Linked DNA regions of Homo sapiens: region 2 is linked to region 1. Evidence: read pairs that join two places in POLR2A ChIA-PET (ENCODE). Cell type or tissue: B cell. All regions are shown on one strand.

Evidence for each region. Peaks named below come from ENCODE experiments on the same cell type or tissue, not always from the same donor. Only the 100,000 strongest peaks of a DNase experiment are listed, where the experiment ranks them.
Region 2: POLR2A ChIA-PET joins it to region 1 with 15 read pairs; 2 of 35 experiments call an interaction of 5 or more read pairs at or near these places.

What each region holds. Positions count from the first base shown.
Region 1 is chr12:95,573,020-95,575,519 of GRCh38, forward strand. No RefSeq gene overlaps it. Among named protein-coding and RNA genes, the nearest start is that of USP44, 23 kb to the left of the region's middle. RefSeq lists an enhancer at 1,106-1,235. In B cell, a CTCF peak has its summit at 1,993 (motif pointing left); a DNase peak (open chromatin) is centred at 1,342; H3K4me3 peaks cover 1,171 bases; H3K27ac peaks cover 2,428 bases.
Region 2 is chr12:96,457,514-96,460,013 of GRCh38, forward strand. No RefSeq gene overlaps it. Among named protein-coding and RNA genes, the nearest start is that of CFAP54, 31 kb to the right of the region's middle. In B cell, no CTCF peak of the experiment used is centred here; no DNase peak of the experiment used is centred here.

The sequences.
Region 1 (2,500 bases):
GTTACTTGCTTGAAAAGAAGTATCAATTGGGCTCATTTTTCCCCAAGTCCTTACAAACAGTGGTGCCTGTTTGATGCTTTGATTTAAAAAGAAATTGATAGTACCTTTAAGACTGTATGGATGGCAAGCTACTCCAAGGCTGGACTACATCTCTAGTTTCCTGAAAATGATTCCTCTCTAGGATTTACAGTTTGCTGGCTTTTAAGACATAATAGAAAACACAATTCTCTCCTTAAGCCCTGCAAGTCCTTGGCCGGGCGCAGAAGCTCACACCTGTAATCCCAGCACTTTGGGAGGCCAGGGCGGGGGGATCATGAGGTCAGGAGTTCAAGACCAGCCTGGCCAACATGGTGAAACCTCGTCTCTACTAAAAATACAAAAATTAGCCTGGCATGGTGGTGTGCGCCTGTAATCCCAGCTACTCAGGAGGCTGAAGCAGGACAATCGCTTGAACCCGGAAGTTGCAGTGAGCCAAGATTGCTTCATTGCACTCAAGCCTGGGTGACAGAGTGAGACGAGACTCTGGCTCAAAAAAAAAAAAAAAAAAAAAAAAAAAAAAAAAAAAAAAAAAAAAGCCTTGCAAGTCCTGAGGGGGCCCAGTGCTAAGACAAACGGATATGGTCATTTTCCCAAAAGGTTAAGGAGAATAGTTAGGTACAAGAATACCACACACCATCCTCAAACGGACAGAATTTTTGCCAGATACTGTTAATAAGTCAGATTTAATTGATAGATGGGTAAGATCTGAAATAACAGTCAGTCAAAAACAAGGCCTTTATTCTTCAAATCATTCTAAACTCCAAACTTCCCCCAAATGGCTTGAGATCACATTAAAGCCCAAACCTTCCATTTCTAAAGGAACAGAAATACATCGCAGTTCCCCGAATTCTCTTTCCCTTCAGCGTTGCCTGTCTACTCAGTTTAGACTGTTCTGAACTATCAGGCTCCGGGGTGGTGGCAGGCTCTGCTCACCCCAAGCTTTCCATTTTGATCAGTTTAATTCCCTAGGAGCCGACGACTGCCATCGGAAGGAAGAGAAATTGTGAGCTCGCGCTGGGCTGCCGGGGAGGGGAGGGCTGGCCAGTGAGGACTCCTATCTCTGGGGCTGGTCACCCAGCCTCAAACAAATCTGCATCACCCTGGGGGGTCTCACCCCTTTTTCTATGTCAATGATCCCCATTTGTCCCAAGTGCTTGGGGTTTCAGGTCCTGGTGAGCCATTCTCATTTATCTTCCTTTTGTTTTCTGCCTTAACTACTGACAATTATCATTTATTCTGTTCCTTTTAGCTTGGTGGTGAGTGCTGAGGCTTTGCTAGCCTTTCAGTTCCGCCATTCAGCCTCTTTCTAAAAAAAAAAAAAAAAAAAAACTGGGGCTTACCCAGTCTCTGACTAACAAGATGTCTTAGAGTTGGAGGGGATTTCTCAGTCCAGATTTTTCCTTGAATTTTCTTCCGTGTCAGAAAAGATTTAAAGACAAAAAAGTGCTCTTCCAATGGTGGCCGTGAGTCAGATGGCCCTGAATCAGATTTCTCCCTCTTCTTTAAAACCTTATTGAGGATCTTTCTGTCCTCAGCAAAATGCACACAATTTTAGAGGTTCACAGACCTTCTCATCTTTTAGACCTTTTTGAGGTTCTTTCTGTCCTCAGAAAAATGCACACAATTTTAGAGACTCACAGACCTTCTGATATCCATGAATGTACTGTCTCCAAATTAGGATTCCTGCCTGCGCTAGCGTACTTCTGGAGTTCTGAGATCTGATCTAGTATGAAGACCTCAGTAGTGAATGTGGCTTTTGAGATGGAATAATCTGATTTCCTCTCAGTTTTCCATAATTTTCAGCCTCACATATCAGAAAATCTGGGAGCACTGTGTGCCATGGCATGGGAATATGTAATTACTCTCCAACTGGCTCTCATATTTTCCTAGAACATCAACACCAACACTCTGTTAATTCATAGCCTTTTTAGAGGAAGTGGAGCTCCAACATTCCCATTCATTGCATGTGGCAGTAAAGTGACCTCTAGTGGACTTTCCTGGTAGTTTATAGAAAATTCTGGAATAAGGAGCTGTCAATTGTGGGTAGAGGGACAGATTATTGAAATCAGATCTGCTGGGCACTGAAGTTTATTTGGCTGCAAAAGGTCAGCTTCAATGCCAAGTCTGGGGCAGATGAAGGGGCTACATTTGAATGAAGCAAGATTCATCATTGTTTCAAAGTGGCTTCAAGAGACTTTGAGTACCCTGGAACTAACATTTCTCTAAAGAAAGATCAAGGATTAGGTCATGAATAGACCAACCCATTGGATTGATTTTGGGGGACAAAAAACCATCTCTTTGAAATAGTAAGCAGTAAGAATAATTTGAAGTCATGATGTACATTTTAGGTAAAAGCAATGGAGTGAATATTCCACATTTTATGTTCTGAGTGGTGGGACTTTAGGTGGGAGGAAGAGAAGGAAACTAATATTATTAAAGTTCCAGCTGAGGGCTAAACATT
Region 2 (2,500 bases), 880 kb after region 1:
TGTAACAAGAACTGACAGCAAATGTGTAAACAAACAAGAGAACTTTTTTTTATATATACAGAAAATATAGCTACTAGGAAAATAAAACAGGAAAAGGTGTTGTTTTAGCTAAGATGAGCAGGAGTGCAGGCTGGATGTTAGGTTGAATGTTACTCTGGTGCCCTTGAGGAGGAGGAACTAGAGACTTCAGTAGCAACAGGCAAATGGCTGGCCAGGTAATTGGGAATGGGGTGGAATGACGGCTTTTGCGGATTACAAGGAGGTACATCTGCAGAGGGAATTAAGGACAACCTGGGTGTCCTGGAAGCCCATTTGAGTTGGAAACGGTAATGGTGGATTTTCCAGCTCTGATACTTTCTTAGCTGGAGACAATTAAGGAGAGAAGATAGAGGGACAGGCATTAATTAACACGAATTATTGCTTTAATCTTGAACTTAGAGCTATGAGCAATGGGCTTTTTAGAATTTAATTTCTTTTTTTTTTTTTGAAACAGAGTCTTGCTCTGTTGCCAGGCTGGAGTACAGTGGCGTGATCTTGGCTCACTGCAACCTCCAACTCCCGAGTGCAAGTGATTCTCCTGCCTCAGCCTCCCAAGTAGCTGGGACTACAGTCGTGCACCACCATGCCCAGCTACTTTTTGTATTTTTGGTAGAGACGGGGTTTCACCATGTTGGCCAGGATGGTCTCAATCTCTTGCCCTCGTGATCTTCCCACCTTGGCCTCCCAAAGTGCTGGGATTACAGGCATGAGCCACCGCCCTGGCCTAGAATTTAATTTCTAACATTCTTCTAAATAGAGAGTATTTAGTGTCATTAGCTATTTCTTCCTTATAACAAGTGATAAAAACTAATCAGCTTATTTTTATTTTTCCTTTTTCTTTCTACATCTCCTTTTGGTCCTGGACAAGAAGGCTATTTTTATTTCTTTAGAATGTGAAATGTGAAATATTCATTTATCTATTAACAAATTGTGAAATATCTCTTATCTCCCTTTTTCTTCATTCCTGCCCCCCCGCTTTTTTTTTTTTTTTTTTTTTTTTTTTTTTTAAATGGAGTTTCACTCTTGTTGCCCAGGCTGGAGTGCAGTGGTGCAGTCTCGGCTCACTGCAACCTCAGCCTCCTGGGTTAAAGTGATTCTCCTGCCTCAGCCTCCCAAGTAGTTGGGATTACAGGTACCCACTACCACGCCTGGCTAATTTTTGTAGTTTTAGTAGAGACAGTGTTTCACCATGTTGCCCAGGCTGGTCTGGAACTCCTGACCTCAGGTGATCCGCCCAACTGAGCCTCCCAAAGTGCTGGGATTACAGGCGTGAGTCACCGTGCCCAGCCTCCCTTCATATCCCTTTTTTTTTTTTTTTTTTTTTTTGAGACAGAGTCTCGCTCTGTCACCCAGGCTGGAGTGCAGTTGCGCGATCTTGGCTCACTGCAACCTCCGCCTCCCGGGTTCAAGCCATTCTCCTACCTCAGCCTCCCGAGTAGCTGGGACTACAGGCACCCACCACCACGCCTGGCTCATTTTTTTTGTATTTTTAGTAGAGACGGGGTTTCACCGTGTTAGCCAGGATGGTCTCGATCTCCTGACCTTGTGATCTGCCTGCCTCAGCCTCCCAAAGTGCTGGGATTACAGGCGTGAGCCACTGCGCCCGGCCCATACCCCATTTTTTAAACCTTTCAAATATTGCAATTTTTAGAATGCATCTGCAACACAGAAAGCCTATGACTATCAAAAAACAATAAAACAGAGAAAAACAATAAAAATAGAAAGAAAAGCATTCAGTTTTCTTTTTGTTTCTTTTCCTTTTTTTTTTTTTTTTGGAGACAGAGTCTCACTCTATCGCCCAGGCTGGAGTGCACTGGCATGATCTTGGCTCACTGTAACCTCTGCCTCCTGGGTACAAGCGATTCTCGTGCCTTAGCCTCCTAAGCAGCTGGGACTACAGGTGTGTGTGCAACCATGCCCGGCTAATTTCTGGTATTTTTAAATTTTTTTGAGACAGAGTCTCCCTCTATTGCCCAGGATGGAGTGCAGTGACGCAGTCTCAGCTCACTGCAACCTCTGCCTCCTGGGTACAAGCGATTCTCCTGGCTCAGCCTCCTGAGTAGCTGGGACTACAGGCTCACACCACCATGCCTGGCTAGTTTTTTTGTATTTTTAGTAGAGACAGGGTTTTGCCATGTTGGCCAGGCTGGTCTCAAACTCCTGACCTCAGGTGATCCACCCGCCTGAGCCTCCCAAAGTGCTGGGATTACAGGCGTGAGCCACCGTGCCCAGCTCCCCTTCACACCCCATTTTTTAAACCTTTCAAATATTGCAATTTTTAGAATGCATCTGTAACACAGAAAGCCTATGACTATCAAAATCAGTAAAACAAAGACAAATAGAAAAGCATTCAATTTTCTTTTTGTTTCTTTTTTTTTTCTTTTCTTTTTTTTTTTTTTAGAGACAGAGTCTCACTCTGTCGCCCAGGCTGGAGTGCACTGGCATGATCTTGGCTCACTGC